Linked DNA regions of Mus musculus: region 1 is linked to region 2. The links are chromatin loops, found by intact Hi-C in ENCODE. Cell type or tissue: gastrocnemius. All regions are shown on one strand.

Region 1 (8,000 bases), 54 kb after region 2:
GTTACTAGAGGTAGAACTCAGAAGTCAAACCTCTCACTGAAGGAAACCTAAGGACCCGGTCTCCCCAGTTTGCCTTTGTGACTGTGTTCAGGCTGTATAGATAGGTCTGGATTTTTATTTGGGCCACCCCCAAGGCAGTAAGCCAACAGCGTTTATGAAATGACTGGTTTAGAGTTCTGGGTGCTCCAAAGACCAGGTGAAGCTGAACAGAGCCCGAGGCCCGCTGTACAACGGTAGTCCAGGAGGGGATTGCCACTGTGAGAGTTGAGACTGTCATTTATGCAGTTTAATGTTTATGACCTCAGCGTTCGCAGATATGGGGAGGGTTATCCAGCACCTTCACAAAGTCTACAAAGCGTTCACTAAACAGAGCTCCCTCCATTTCCTTCCCTACCCCATTATACTACAAGTCCCGATTCCCAAATTCATGATATCACAATATTTCTTACATCATTGCTCTCTGACCTAAAATGATTAATTCCCCCATCAAGGGGATGGGCAGGACGTAAGCAACTCACAATTATCTTAACAAATCAGCTCAGAAACCACCCTTCCTAGTTTTCAGTGAGCCAGCACCATACATACATTAGTGTATATGCACTGCACTCATAGGTGGCCTGAACAAACCCATGCCAGCTGCTAGGACACTGGGCTTCTCTCCGCCATGACGCCTGTCACACTATTCGCCTCTGCTCACACGTCTCCCTGCCCCACTGTAGGCAAAGGTCTCCTAAGGAAGGAGTGTGGTGAAGTTCACCCTAAGCATGAACTGAACGTTCCCAGAACTCAAGAAACAAAGAAGGCGTCCTGAAATTCCAAAATCCACCTCTCCTAAGCTTGTCTACTTGCTTGTCCTACTACACTTGACAGAAGAATCCAAGGACTGACAGAGACTGGATCTGATGCCTCATAAATCTTTAAAGAAAACACAAGACCCATGACCTGAGACTGAGACATGAGCTGCCACATGCTCTGAACCTGAGACTCTGGGTTTACAGCACAGCACTGGTTACTGTTGCACTTGGAATCTTGTTCTGAGGCCCCCTTACTAAAGCCTGGTCCCCAGCCGATGGGGCCTTTGGGCACAGAACATGCTGGCAGGAAGTTAGATCACCAGGGATATAACACTACAAACATTACTGGGACCTCAGGCCTTTCCTGTTCTCCCTTTTCTGTTTCAGGTAAAGAATAAAGAAGCCCCCTGTATTCATTCAGATATTCTCTCTCTCTCTCTCTCTCTCTCTCTCTCTCTCTCTCTCTCTCTCTCTCTCTCTCCTCTCCCTCCCTCCCTCCCTGTGTGTGTGTGTGTGTGTGTGTGTGTGTGTTGCTTTCATTGTATCTAATAAGGTATTTTAGTGATACTTTATGACATATTATGCAACATGACTTTGTTAAGTTACTTGGTAAAGTTCAATTTTCTTCATAATCCATCTGTAATCATTTAAAATAAATTTCCTTAAACCTGGAAACAACTGGGGTGGGGAGCTTTGAAGCCACAGACACACTCCTTCCCACTACTGACTGGAATGCTGCTGTCAAATCCTACTTTAGGGAAAGCCTGAAGCTCACACATCCCAGGATGCAGGGGTCTGCCCAGCTTCCATGCTCTGGACTTACAGAAACATGTCTAGTCCCTTTGACATATGAACACTGCCGGGCTTCTCATGGTATTATATCAAAGTCTGTCTTGGAGGTGGTCCTTCTGTTGTTCCCTTATATGTCTACTAAATCAAAAAACCTGAAAACCCACCACTTACATAAAACAAGAATAATTTATTACAAGTAATTTGTGAAGCTCTTGGCTTTTGTTGCTGAATATCCTGACTCTGGATTACAGTACAAGGAAATGTTTCTAAGATGTTAAAAGGATGTTTGCAGCTGTCCTGAATTCCTAATAATGCTCTAAGGTAAAGAGCACATGTGGAGGGTACACACAGGTCAGAAGCCAAACTCAATCTCACACCTGCAAAAAGATGGCAAAACTTGGTCAAGGCGCCCTTCCTCTGCACTTTAGATGGAGTCTGGAAACCACAGAGAAGAATAATGGATGAAAAGTCCTGGAAGCCCTGCTTGCCTTTCCTCTTCTTTCTGCAGAGAAGGCTCATCTGTCCTCCCTCCTCTCCAGTTGGGGGGAAGAGAGGCATTTACAAGCAAACAACAATGGAAGCAATAAAAATTGCACAGAACCAAAACGAGCATCACTTTCTTATACTGGTTGACGGGTAGACCACACCCCATGCTTGACTGCAAAGGAGCAGAGGGCCCAGCTGTGAGGGCTCTTAGACACCTGTACTTTAGACCTGAGAAGGCATGAAGCAGAGAGGGGGACTTGTTTTCTGTCTGGGAACGAAGATGGGAAGCTGCTTAGAACAGACCACAACAAGACAAGGGCAAGGGGAAAGGGTGGGAGTTTGAACCAAGTATGCTTCAGTTCCCTGATGGTGTAAGGTTATCTCAAAGCCACGTGAGCCAAAGCGATGCCTCAGAACAGGCTCCTTTGTTCTGGACTCACTTTGAGAGACCACACTGAAGAAGAGACTGTGGCAACAGCAGTCTGGACGGAAGGATTAAAGGCTGGAGTGAAGTGTAAAGAACCATGGGTTGTTTAGTAACAATGAGCAAATTCAGATTGCTAAGCACGTGACCATGAGATGTGATGGTGTAGCTGTCCAGGGAGGAGTGGGAAGTACCTCAGGTTTACAGCTCTTACATTCAGTGAAGGGCTGAAGCAGATCACTACGCACTTAACAAAAACAAAATGAAACAGAGCCTAGACACACAGGAGTCGGGTCACAGCAGCGCGGTCAAGCACAGCAGCTGACACTTCAGCCATGCCCGTGGTGGTGAGGCCGGGCTCTGGCCACCACAGTGAGGGTCAATGCAGAGAGGAGGAACAAAACCCTGCACCTATGACAGAGTGACCAGTAACACAGGGCCTGCTGCAGCAGCTGACCCCCTGTGACCTGATGCTACCAGGAGATGGACAAGCAGGATTTGAGACACTCAGAGATTAGCTGTGGTGATTCCTGGCTCCTCTGTGTCTTTCCAGAGCAGAACAGATGCATGTCTTGGCCAAAGCTGTTCCTACTGTGATATAAAGACAACAGGAAAGGGAAGATGGCAGCTACAGTCTATAACTGGGGGGTGTGGGGGTGGGGTAGGGAAAAGATGTGGCTGTTTTAAAACAAGTAAAAAATAAATAAATAAATAAAGACAAAGAAAACAGAAAGCTTAAGCACTCCACAAAAGGCCTGAGGGAATTGCAAAAAGCTCTAGATAGTATTTTCTCAGAGATGCCAAACATTACCACAGATATGGGTACCTATCGCTCACTACCGCGGACCTCTGGATCTCCAAAGCTTGACCTTAAACTTCCTACAATGGTTATGCCCTTCCGTCTCCAAAAGTGCATCTGGAAGCTTCTATGCCTTACAGTCAGTCCCATGACCCGAGAGGAGATCAGCAAAACCAAACAGACACTCCTCACCCCGCATCTACTCAATCTTGTTCAATGACTGCTGATCAATGCGGATTGCAAGGAACGTGGAGACAAAAGGTCAAAACTGGGGACCTGGGCAAAATAGTTCAGCAAGGAGACTTACTTGCTGCAGAACCTGACAACCTGAACTTGCCCTCTGGAAACCATACTGTAGGAGAGAACCAACTCCCACAGGTCGTCCTGTCCTCTACACAGGAAGGTCACATGCATCCACACACATGTGGGTCCTCATTCCACCCTGCCACTGGGCATAGCTGCTGGGGGCTGAAATGCCGGGAGCTTGACGGCACTTAACCAACACCTGGGTGCTGGGCTTCAGGGGAGCACTGAGACACCTCTCCGGGGATGGGAAAACACAGTCCAAGATATGGAAAGCCGAAGCTGGTATTCCCTGATTCCCCAGTCACCCAGGCGCCACTGGGGACAGCAGAGAGGAGTCGGGGATGAAGTGTTGAAGGTCCACAGGCCTGAATGAGGCCAAGGACGGTTGGGGACCCAAGGGCTGAGGAGGGTGTCTAGCCAGGGGCCAGGACTGGGAGCTCTGGCTTAGCTCATCAGGGAAGGTGATGTGGCAGCTGTCTGGGGGCACAGATGGGCCTTCTAAGGGAGATTTAACTGCAGCTCTGAAGGCAAAGGCCTCTCCATGTTCCCAAAGGTCGTTCTTGATGGAAGAGACAGTCCTGGATTACTGGTTGTCCGCTGTGGAAAATGGATGTGTACAAAGTTCTCAGGGTGGACCAGAGATTCAAAACCTTTTGTAGGGAGGAAGGAGGAGCTTATTGGCTAAACTCTCAGGGCATCTAGGTACCTCATCAGTATGGAGAACTCTGTGTCTATGTGACCACAGGTCACATTTCCTTATGTGGGAAGTGTGGCACGTGTTCCAGGTCAGAAATCTGGCAGAGAGCAGGGAGCTGCCTACCATCTCAGATGGGTACCCTGAGTTTCTGGCAAAAACTCTACCTTCCATGTTTCCTGGCAAAATCCACTGTCTGCCTCTCTCTGTCTCTGTCTCTGTCTCTGTCTCTGTCTCTCTCTCTCTCTCTCTCTCTCTCTCTCTCTCTCTCTCTCTCACACACACACACACACACACACACACACACACACACACACACTAAACGAAGCAAGCAAGCAAGCAAGCAAACCTGCCATACTTTTACAATCGGCCCAACAGCCCTGGCTGACGATTTATGGCATTCAGACATATGAAGTCCTAAAACTCTATGGTGATTTATCTGACCAGCCAGTCTCATGAAAAACAATTAGAATGTAAAATTTACTCTTAAACAAGACAGTGGAATGTCACCTGCCCATCTAGATATACTCCTACACAAACGACCCAGGAGCTAAGAGCAAGCAACCTCTGTAACCCCACAAAAAGGCCCTTCCCAAGGTGCTGCTGTCCTCTCTGGGGGGTGGGTGTGGGGAGAGATAGAGAGAGACAGTTAAAAACTACCTTTATGCCCTTAGGAATAAAACAGCTTTTAAACAAATAGTACACACAAAGAAGAAGCCGATAGTCTGGTTACAAAGCATTCACCAATTTAAAGAAAGACTCAGTTTGGAACACTTCAATTTTTAGTCTACAAACCACTGCTAGAATTAACACAAGTACTATTTTTGTAAACGTTGATACATATCCTACTTGAGAGTAAATGTTTGTTATCAAGTTATTGTTCCAGGAGTGATTCTTTCTAATTTCTCCAGGTCCACTTCTGGCGGTTTTGTTTTGTAGAGCCTTTATCCTGAGGTACACAGTGCTGCCATTCTTGTTTGTATCCATTCCTCTCAATTCAGGCATGGGAAAAAAAGATGCAAGTTCCTGCTCCTGAGCACTAAATTGAATCAGGTGTCCTCTTCTCTTAAGAAAATTAAGTTGCTCTTGTGCTGGCGTGTTTTAATGAGAGCGGAGCCAGCCGACAGTGACGAATGGCAACGACACCGGGGAGAGCATGTAAGCAGGACAATATGTGCATGGCGCAGGCTTACAGCCTATTTTTCAGTGACTACTCTCAATGACTTCGCTGTTTCTTAAGGGGCCTATTAATCTCAAATTTAGTTATTACACAACGTTTATTTGAACATATATTCTGTGGATGATGACAGTTAATAAAGGAAATCTTTCACAAGCTGTATTTTTACATATTGTTCCAACTCCAGCTCCTGGTCCTTTGATGGTATTGATGGAATAGTTCACATTGTTTGCACCAGGCTTATTTTTTTTTAAGGCACATATATTCAGATTCTTTTCTAAGCACATGGGGACTCTTAAATAACCGTTAAAATGCATAAGAAAAAAAGTCCTAACACAAAATGGTAAAAGTAAAAGGACATTTAACTGGTCAACAACCAAAAAAAAAAAAAAAAAAAAACAATGTTTAATGTGCAAACTGACCCTTCTAAGACAAGCAGATGCCTTTTAACACTTTTAAAGCTCGGTGCCTGATTTGCAACAGCCCTTGCATACCAATCTACTCTCACGATGAGCAGAGACAGAGACAGAGGGCAAAATCAATTTCTTGAGGTGCAAAAAGAATCAAATAACAGCTACAGTGCTTTGCTCCCTGGCCTGCTTTTTCCATAAAATACCAGGCACCAGAAACGGTGCAGAGTCTGCAGTTGTTTCTAGTCAGCTTAAAAGGATCCTTTTCACATTTTCCTCAGAACATTTATCAACTCAAATAGATCCACCAATTCAGGCTTTGGTTCCGGTTCTGGGAGAAGCAGTTACTTTAAGTGAAATTGGTACATAATAAAAAAGTAAAATGTCACTGCAGCCTAGAGGAAGACTTGCAAATGTCCTTTACCATCGAGATGCATGTGACTTCCTCCTGAAATCTCAGTTTCAATAAAATCTGAATATTCTCCTGGCCAGGATCCTTAGATCTGCCGGCAAGCCCTTTACCAGGAAGAAATCAAACTCCGGAGAGGAGAGAAGTCCTCCCCGAGGCCATGGGGCTCGCAGAGAGCCAGAAAGAAAGTCCAATCTAGCCATTCTGCTGGCCTCTCTGCCACACTGGCCAGTTTAAACAGACATCCATAGACAGTGGCTTTTACACTTAGATTATAAATAGGGAAATAAATATGCAGAGGCCAATATAATAAAACGTTTATGGTTATGCGGGAGAATGGGACTATAAACATTTTCTCCTTCATGCTATTCCTTGATTTTTAAGGATTTTGTATTGTCAATATATTTAATAAGGAGGAAAACATGGAATAAGTGTTAGATATTAAGCATACTTAGAGTCTTACTCACCAAGCTTTGAGCAAGCAAACAAAGCACAAGAGTGTGTCTACATCGGAAGGACTCAGTCAGGGTCTGGCTGAAGCTGACTGACTGGACTGCAGACCTACCTGGCCTTCTTCACTGAACCATCACTACTGAAAGAATGAACTGTGGGTACAAACTAGCATATCAAGTCTTCCACTCAAAACACAGAAAATTTGCTTTGCTTATACCATAATAACCACATATAAATATCTACAATGTCTTGGAACAGAAATCAGCTAGATTGTGACATAGTACTTGACATTTTTTTGATATACCAATTTCCTGATACTCCTTGAAGTTTGGTTTTTCTTAATCTTATCTGATCTCCACAAAAAGAAATAAACCAAATATCCCTCTACTTATTCATTTGTACAACACAAATTTGTTAAGCTTATTTTGTATTTTTGAATACAGAAAGTTAATAGCCTATAGAGTCACAGTTAAGAACGACAGCCTAAAACAAAGTCAATGACTTTAAAGGGTTAAGAAAACCTGGCAGTGAAGGACCCCATTTTCCTTACAGGGCGTGTCAATATCTCCTAGTGGCATACAACTAGCATTTCTCTGATCAATTAATGGACGCTCTATTCAATGCCAACCATGGACAAAGCTCTCAGCACACCAGGAGAAAATCTGGCCCACAAACTCCCTTGGCACTGTGTGAAGAAGGGCGTCCACAAAACGGAAGTGACAACCTCTGTCAAAGCAATCTAGGGTTTCTTTCAAGTTTTAGACTCTAGCTTCTTCTCGACTCTGAAATTTCTGCTCCTTTCCATCCATTAGGGCAGGAGATCTCAGAGCTGCTTAAGAGGGCAATGGATCAATCCCTCAGCAACGGCTCTCCTCACCTTTTCATTAGCAGTAAAGTAGCTTTCCTACCGTCTTCAGGGAAATAACACAACATAGCGCAGTCGCAGAGCTGCCATGGCCCTCTATCAGCCACCCAATCCAGGCCCTTTTCCTCAAAAAGGGTATCACTGGCGTCACTAACAACAAGGCCTGTCCACCCTTCATAGTCTTCAGAGTCAGCAGCTGGAGCAGTTCTTCTAGAGTTTCAGATTTAGAATATAAGTTAGAAATGACACTTTCAATACCAAGCTCGTCTCTTTCCTAACACACATACTGGAGATTATTTTTTCACGAGGGGCCCCTCGATGTCTCCATTCCAAGTCCTGAGTGGTGGTAACTGGTGAACTGGCTCTCAAAAAGAACAGCAATATGTGGTGC
Region 2 (8,000 bases):
AGGCCAGGCAGGCACAGCAAAAGGACCCAGAACTGCCGGGCATACGGAGGCAGCGTTAGAATCCCGCTGGTTCACTTCCCCCTTCCTTCACAGAACTCAGGGTGCATCTGCAAGAAAACTTGCTTTTATGAAAACAAGCGTTTATTTTGCACTACTCTTCTTTGCTTCACGCTTCACGCTCTTTCCTGTTTCCTGCTGTGGTGTGCATAGGAAGTGTCCCCCACAGGCTCCCAAGTGTTTGAAACTTGGCTCCCAGCTGGTGTTTTTGGAAGTTGGGGACTCAAGCATCAAGAGTGGGTGGGTCTTCAGGGTTCCAGACCACCCCTATTTTTGGAATCACTTTCTGCTTCCTGCTCTGACAAGATGTAAAGAAGCCATGTGGCAAGCTCCTGCCACCACAGTCTGGAATGCCCTAACCCCAACCACTCCTTTCCCACAATTACCCTCTAGTCTTCTCTTCTTTCAGGTAGAGTGTGTGTGTGTGTGTGTGTGTGTGTGTGTGTGCGCACACGCTTGTGTGTGTGACCGCTACAAAAAACAAAAAAATCACTAATACTCATCTTTCCAAGTGCTTACTTGGAAAGAAGGGAGAGAGATAAAGTCAGTAAGTCATATCACGGCCAGGGAAAGATGATCTAGCAATCAACCTCAGAGGTTAATTTGGCCATTTTCCTGGTAACTTGAGAAAGCAATCTATGTTCTTTGCAAGAAAAGAAAGTAAAAATAACCACATTTGTGAATGGCATGCATAACAGTGCCTTAATACAAATCCCTCAGATTTAGGTTTTGAAACAAACTCAGACTCCCCTAACCAAATGTTCTCCTCAGTGCATTCATATTTATCTCCCTCTAGAACTGAGGTTCCAAGGATGGACACAGCTCATTCCTGAACGGACTTCTCAGATTCCTCACTCATTATCTTACAGTGCAGCAGGAATGTGACATAATGCAAATAAGGAGTCACAGGACAGAATAAAGGCATCCAAATCCACCTCTTACAGCCACAGCGGGACTCGGGCGGCGCATCCTTCTCTGCTGCTGTGCCAAGACACCCAAGGAAAGAGGGTTTACAGTTTGAGCTGTTCTTACATTTATTTTTCTCTGTGTGAGTGTTTGCCTGTGGAGGTGGGAGGGCACATGAGACTTTCTGGAACTGGAGTTATAGATGTTATGAGTGGTCGTGCGTGTGCTGGGAACTGACCCCAGGCCTTCTACAGGTGTCCCCAAGCCTTCTCTCTAAGCCACTGAGACATTTCTCTTAGCCACTGAGCTACCTCTCTGGGCCCTGCTACCACATTCCTGAATTTCATTTTACTGACTTGTATCACAGAAGTGTTGTTTTTGATCTTAGTGGGTATCTCTGGCAAATGCTTAGGAAGTCAAAGCCAGGAACCACTTGGTTGGTCCAAATGGAGTGTGGATAACGGAAGGGGCCACAGGAACAGAACAGACATTAGCTTCCAGGGCTGTGTAGAATTTTAGTAGAAGAGGATGGAACCAAGGGATTCATATTAAAAGGAGCTTCATGAGGAAGTAAGTGGACTTGTGAGCTGTGTGTGGTATATATAAAAGCAGCTAAGCCTGCACTCACAGGTTCTCATTGCAGTGTTATAAGGAGGAAGGCTGCTGAGCTAATATGAAACTGACCCACGTTAATGGTTTGCCGAAGAAAGGATAGGTCCTGGGTTCCCAAAGACAAAAACTGTTGCTCATCAATCCAGGTCACATATACATTATAGTTCATAGCAGAAGCAAAAATTACTTATGAAGTAGCAACAAATTAATTTTATGGTTGGACATCACCACAACGTGAGGAACTGTTTGAAAGGGTTGCAGTATTAGGAACGGTGAGAAGCACTACTCGGGAAAGAGAATGCATTTTATGGGAAGAGAGCGGAGGGGAGTCAGTACTTGGGAGGAAGGCAGGATCCAGGCTAAGACCAAAGATCAATACACGGGAGTATGTAACCTTTGTTTTTGGCACATAAGGTATAAGGATGTTTTTGTATGCCAAGAGAAATGAAACTAGTAATCAAGAATTTATCAGGGATACTCCCCACTTGACCAGAGAGGTTAGCATAGTCTCTTTGTGTTTGTCTCTTTGCCTCTGCTTCATTAGCCCTTCTTTTCTCTCTTTGTTTACAAAAACAAGAACAAATGATACAAATATACTGGCCTTTAACAAAAAACGTAATTCACAATATAGCTTTCCCCTGCCCCTGAATCCAAGGGCACTGTGATGCACATAGATAAGCACCCTATCTCTTCATCAAGCAGAGCTTGGGTGAGCAGGCGCTTAAGGGCAGCCTAGACTGGAGAGCCTCATGGATGTCCAGAGAAGACACTGACACACTTGGGAGTGCTACATCTACGCTGAAGAGAGTGGACAAAGCAAGGCTGTTCTAGCTGGTTTCATTTTGCATGGGTTGTGTGACAGATTTGATTTCCAGCCTACAGATTTCTTAGAGATGTGAATAAAATGAGGTTTAGTCAACTACAGAGAATACAGAATAAGGTTGAGAAAATACCATCAAAAAGGCCTCAGTCACCACCCCCAACAGCTGTGGCTGATTGGCATCTGGATCTGCGAAGGGAGCGTAGAGTTCACCGTGCCCAACTGACTGCGTCTGTCTGGCCTTGGCAACCGAAAGCCCAGTGGGAAGGCTGATGATAGAAGATCAGATAATCTGCAAAGCAGATAATCTGCGACTCACAATGGAGCATTAGAACAGTCTAGTCGACCACCTGAGCCCCCATAAAATGCCCTTTCCAGCCTACATCAGAGCTTCTGAGGCTATTGACCCAAGCCCAGAGGCAGAGCGGAGGCTCACAATTAAAAGGCTTTGACCCAATTTCTGACCTCAATGTCCGCTTCCTGTGGAGACTGTCTGAACTGACCTAGCAGAATTGCGGAGTTTAGGAATAGAGCCCAAATTACTTCCATTTTATGGTCACACTCACCAAACCATCAAGGCTCTATGTGTTTGGATATATGCTGTCCAACAGCCCAAAACAGTCTATAACCATTGGTGTTTATAGATGGTTATGTTGTTCCCAGAAATTACTTATCTCTTACTCTTATCAAAGCGAATCTTTATGAGACAGTAGCACCTCCTGCGATTGTTTATTGAAGCAGGTCGCTCAGGAGCCTTGGAGAGATCACTGTCACAAACATATCCTTGGAAGACTGGATCGCCAATAGGACTTAGTTCTGTAACCATTGCAGACGGTACAATTAAATGTGTTCAGTACTAAGATAACTAGTTTAAAATGAATTTAGGAATATAAGTATATACATAGACATAGATACATGTAATAACAATGAAAAAATGAAGTCATGAATTTGAAAGAGAATTATAAGGGATATATGGGGGTGGAGAGAGGAAAGGGAAGAGGGAATGTTGTAATTACATTATAATCTCAACAATCAAAAAAGAAATATTCTCTCATTTCATTGCCTATAAGGTTGAATAACTGAGAAGTTCAGAGAAATGAGGAGTTAGCTTCCCGAAGACAAAGGTTCCAAGCTGGAGAAACAGTTACCTGAAAGAAACATGTTGTAATTGAAAGTCAGAGCTAGTTGGGGAGTCCTTTGCTCTACACTACAGCATCCACTTCTGTATCTATTACTCTTTCCAAAGGCCATGTGAATAGGAGTCTACTCTTCTCCTGGCTGCTTCTCAGTGCTGTGCCAACTGAGTTTCAGGACAAATAGATGATTCCTAGCTGAGGGATATGAAGTTCCTTATAGCTTCAAAGTGGCCTGGCTCTCGACAGATTATACAGTTCAAAGTTCACTCAGTTATTCATGCTACACAAATAGCTGCTTGCCAAATAGCTGTCAGTGTCTAAATCCCAGGAGGACGGAAGAGACCATGAGAGACCAAGCAAGACAGCTAACTTCCTGTTTCTTAAAAGGCATCTGAGCAAAATTTGATATCCACTGGGAAGGAAGCGACTTAACTAGCTATGGACAGAAGTGTAGCGAAAGGTACAACTGACTGAATAAAATTCACTTGGACCCAGCGATTCTTAGCTCTCATCCCTCTGAGCCAACCTACAGCTCTCTCAGGGAGGAAACCAAAATGGACAACTATGGGAAAAACCTAAGGGGAAAATGCCCTTTTCTTTGAGTATATGTGAGTCTTCCACAAAGGCATGCACGCTGCCAGAGTTAGCTATGCATTTAGTAATTGAGGGACACTGTGCCAGTAGACTTGTGACATACACTTACAAGATGATGATTATAGAAATTCTGATTAAACTGAGAACTTTGTCTCATAAAAGCTACTTACCATCAATGTATAAAACATTATCTTTAGGTAATGTATTTTGCTTTTTTTTTTTCAAACTGCCAACATTTATTTTTTAGTTTAGAAAATCATCCCACTCAGCAGTGTACTTAGCTTCAGCCGCACAGCTCCGAGCACCTGCTTCACACGGGGCACTAACGTGGCCGGTGCAGAAGAGCTGCAGAGAGCGTCGCCATCACAGTGCAGAATGTAGCTGGCATGCTTTGCAGCAAAGCCATCTGATCCCTATATGCAATTGTATCAGTACACACAAATATATAAGCCAGTACCTCTATATGTTACCATTCCCCCTCCCCTTTGGCTTTTCTGAGACAGGCTTTCTCTGTGTAGCCCTGGCTGTCCTGGAACTCACTCTGTAGACCAGGCTGGCCAGACTCAGAAATCCACCTGCCTCTGCCTCCCAAGTGCTGGGATTAAAAGTGTGTGCCACCACTGCCCAGCTACCATTATGATTATTATATTGTGCAGTTTTCCTATACTTTCCCTTTTAAACTTTATTAACACTTTAATGAAAGAATAAAATATTTACTTACAGAAGCATAAAAGTAGAAATTGTTATTCTAATTTCTATAATTTCAGAGAGTAGCTATGGCACACAGGCATAGTAGACTTACTAAATTTAAACAGTTTCAAAATCTCCTGAGTAAGGGAATCCTGCCCACCATTTCAGCAAAATCTCCAATCTGTCTGTCAGCTGCTTATCTGTAAAGAGAATTCTACCCCACAGACAGAACCCGGTTCTTCTGTAGGAACTGAACTTCATACATCCTGGTGGTCCAAAAGTAGCTCCGGGACTTAGCAAGGGGCCTGTGGGGATTGTACTCCTTCATTAGCTTCTTAGTAAATCTGCCTCTGGCTGTCACCCTGTAAAAGTTTCATTCCTGGAATGACGTCAACAGAGCAACAAACATCTCAAAAGTTAGGGCGGAAACACACTGCCTTAAGTTAATTATGAGAGCTATATGGTCATCTGTGTAATTGAACCACCAAGGCACCCCCCAGAAACCTACTCTACAGGACCAGACGGTTTGCAGTGTCAGGAGGAGGCTCAAGGTTAATCGCTCATTTCCGCCCTCAATCCGTCTCAATTACTGTTAAAGGATGCTGCAATTAGTCACCCCCTCCCTCTCCGGGGGAAAGGCAGAGATTACAGATAACTCATCCCAAACAGACTGCTCGCTTTGAGCCTCACTGGAGACCAGCAAGGTTTGCTATCACACACTCTGCAATCCGTCAGTGCCACTCTCTGGTCAGACAAAGAGGAGCCATCCATCTTTAGGGAAGCAAGGGCTTCTTTTCCCTTCCCCTAAAGGAGCAAATTCTTCTCCCAAGCACTTGCCCCAAGACAGCCTTAGGCAGTTGTTCTTAAAAACCACCCTTGGATGGCCCACTCTGGAGGCCAGCCCCTAAGCTGCGCCTGTGTTCTCAGTCACCCGGGGGACTTTCCATGCTCTTTACTCCCCACTGGTTAATAGAGCGCTGAGCTTCAGTGCTAACCTCTGCAAAAGCAAGCTCTTCAGTATCTCTTTAAGAAGCACTTGGGGGTCAACGGCTTATAGACCTTACCCTCAAATATGATTTCTAAATTCAGAAGAAAAAATAAAATGTTTCCCATATTTAGGGAAGGCATAAGCTCTTTCTAAATATGTGGGATACTAATGAATTCTAATCCAGCAAGGGCTTGGTTATGCTTTACCTCTACAAAAGCAGGTTGTGGGTGGGTGGGAGAATACCCTCATAGAAGCAGGGGGTGGGGGATGGGATTCGGGGCCTGAGGCGGGGGGAGGGAGGGGGGAGACTGGGAAACGGGATAACATTTGAAATATAAATAAAGAAAATATCCAATAAAAATAAGAATAGAGTCATATTAAAAAAGTTAGATAAAAACACAGATGACATGAATTATACAGAGAACAGTAGGGAGAGAAATGAAAGAAAACAATTGTAAAGACCTTTAGTGTTTGAGACACAATAAAAATGCTAATCTTAAAAAAAAAAAAAAAGAAAAGAAAAGAAAAGAAAACAAATCCTAAAAGCCAAACCAAACCAAAAGCAGAAGTGTATGAGTTCCATTACCTGTGATGGCGCACGAGTGTGCTGTGCACTTCCTGTTATGAAGCATGAATGTGCTGTGCACTTCCTGTTATGGAGCACGAATGTGCTGTGAACTTCCTGTTATGGAGCATGAGTGTGCTGTGCACTTCCAGCAGCATGCGGCCCTTAGGTGCACGTAATTACCTTCCTGGGTAAGCTTTTAGAAGCTGATGACTCTCCTGGGGAGAGGCTCAGTTTGCTCCAGGCCTGGGTGTGGTGATCAATTTCTAACTGGTCCCATCCCTATCAGTGCCATTCCTGAATCTGCAGGACATGAACACCATGGGGCAGTTACTGGTTCAGGGACAGCTTCACTCAATAGCTTACAGATTTCCAGGGACTGCACAGGGCAGATGATAGGGGACCTGGGGCCATTTCCCTGTCTGTACCCTCAGTGACTATAGGGAGCCGGCATGCATTTTAATACTCAGTAAATTTACAGAAATCACAGAATGCACATCATCAAATAGTGATCATGTGTCTTAAAAACTAGGTGTGGTGGCTCACGCCTTTAATCCCAGCACTTAGAAGGCAGAGGCAGACAGATTTCTGAGTTCGAGGCCAGCCTGGTCTACAAAGAGAGTTCCAGGACAGTCAGGGCTATACAGAGAAACCCTGGCTTGAAAATGAAAAAAACAAAAAACAAAAGACTGACTTCAAATGGTACTGCTCAAGGCATAGTGAAGGACCAGAAGAATTGTAGATATTAACATGGTATACTAAAAAAAAGCCTTGCAGCTATTTTATAAGGAGCCAGGATAGATGCTATTGTCCTGAGAAGTCCTTAGTATAGACATATTCTTAATATATAACAATGGCTAAATTCCAGAACTCAGGAGAGTGAAAATATTCCAAAAGCATTTAAATCAAATCATTTTTAAATTTCACATAAAAATCAATCATTATATATTGTGTTTTCTCATCAGAAGGTATGCAGCTTTGAACAATGTAAAATTCCAAAACTCAATCTAGACTCACAAAAGCTTCTCTATCATGGGCCCCAAATATCTCCATACATCAAGATCTACTTAGATTCATCCTGGTGGGCTGGAGCTTTTGCTAGGGATGAAACCTGCTTTCCTTGGTACCTTCCCAAGTCCTTACAGTATCTTCTCCATGATGACCTTCAGAGCTGCACCTGTCACAGCTTGCAAGCACTGCTGTCGGCGCAGTGATCACTCTGTTTTGCTTTCCATCATCAATTCAGAAGACTTAGGAAAGTAAATAGATATGAGCAAGTAATTCAAGGTGATTCTCGGAGACTGGACGGTTTCTTAGTAACAGTAAACAGGCCATGTCATAAGTCTTGATCCACATAGTCCTCTGCAAATTCTCCAAATTTATGTCATTCTCTCAATCACCATAGGTTACTCTCCTGTTCTAAATCTGGGCAACGTGAAGCTTAGAAGGAATCAACAACGAGCTACGATGGCCACTGAGATATGACTTCACACTGGTGTCACATGCTTTATAATAATAACAGCAATGAAGGCAGCTAAGAGGTTATGACACTCAAGGAATACTCGCTGAATGGAATCCGTGTTCTAAGCAGCACCTATTCCCTTGATTATATAACATCAGATGGGTGTGGTA

What was found. Peaks named below come from ENCODE experiments on the same cell type or tissue, not always from the same donor. Only the 100,000 strongest peaks of a DNase experiment are listed, where the experiment ranks them.
Region 1: it touches region 2 in a loop (1.9-fold over the local background); 5 of 42 quality-filtered maps call a loop at or near these places.

Annotation. Positions count from the first base shown.
Region 1 is chr8:78,569,169-78,577,168 of GRCm38, reverse strand. The region is part of intron 4 of Slc10a7 (solute carrier family 10 (sodium/bile acid cotransporter family), member 7); the gene reads right to left. Among named protein-coding and RNA genes, the nearest start is that of Slc10a7, 64 kb to the right of the region's middle. In gastrocnemius, no CTCF peak of the experiment used is centred here; a DNase peak (open chromatin) is centred at 4,408; H3K4me3 peaks cover 2,348 bases; H3K27ac peaks cover 2,930 bases.
Region 2 is chr8:78,622,676-78,630,675 of GRCm38, reverse strand. All of the region lies in intron 5 of Slc10a7 (solute carrier family 10 (sodium/bile acid cotransporter family), member 7), which reads right to left. Among named protein-coding and RNA genes, the nearest start is that of Gm39203, 48 kb to the left of the region's middle. In gastrocnemius, no CTCF peak of the experiment used is centred here; no DNase peak of the experiment used is centred here; H3K27ac peaks cover 729 bases.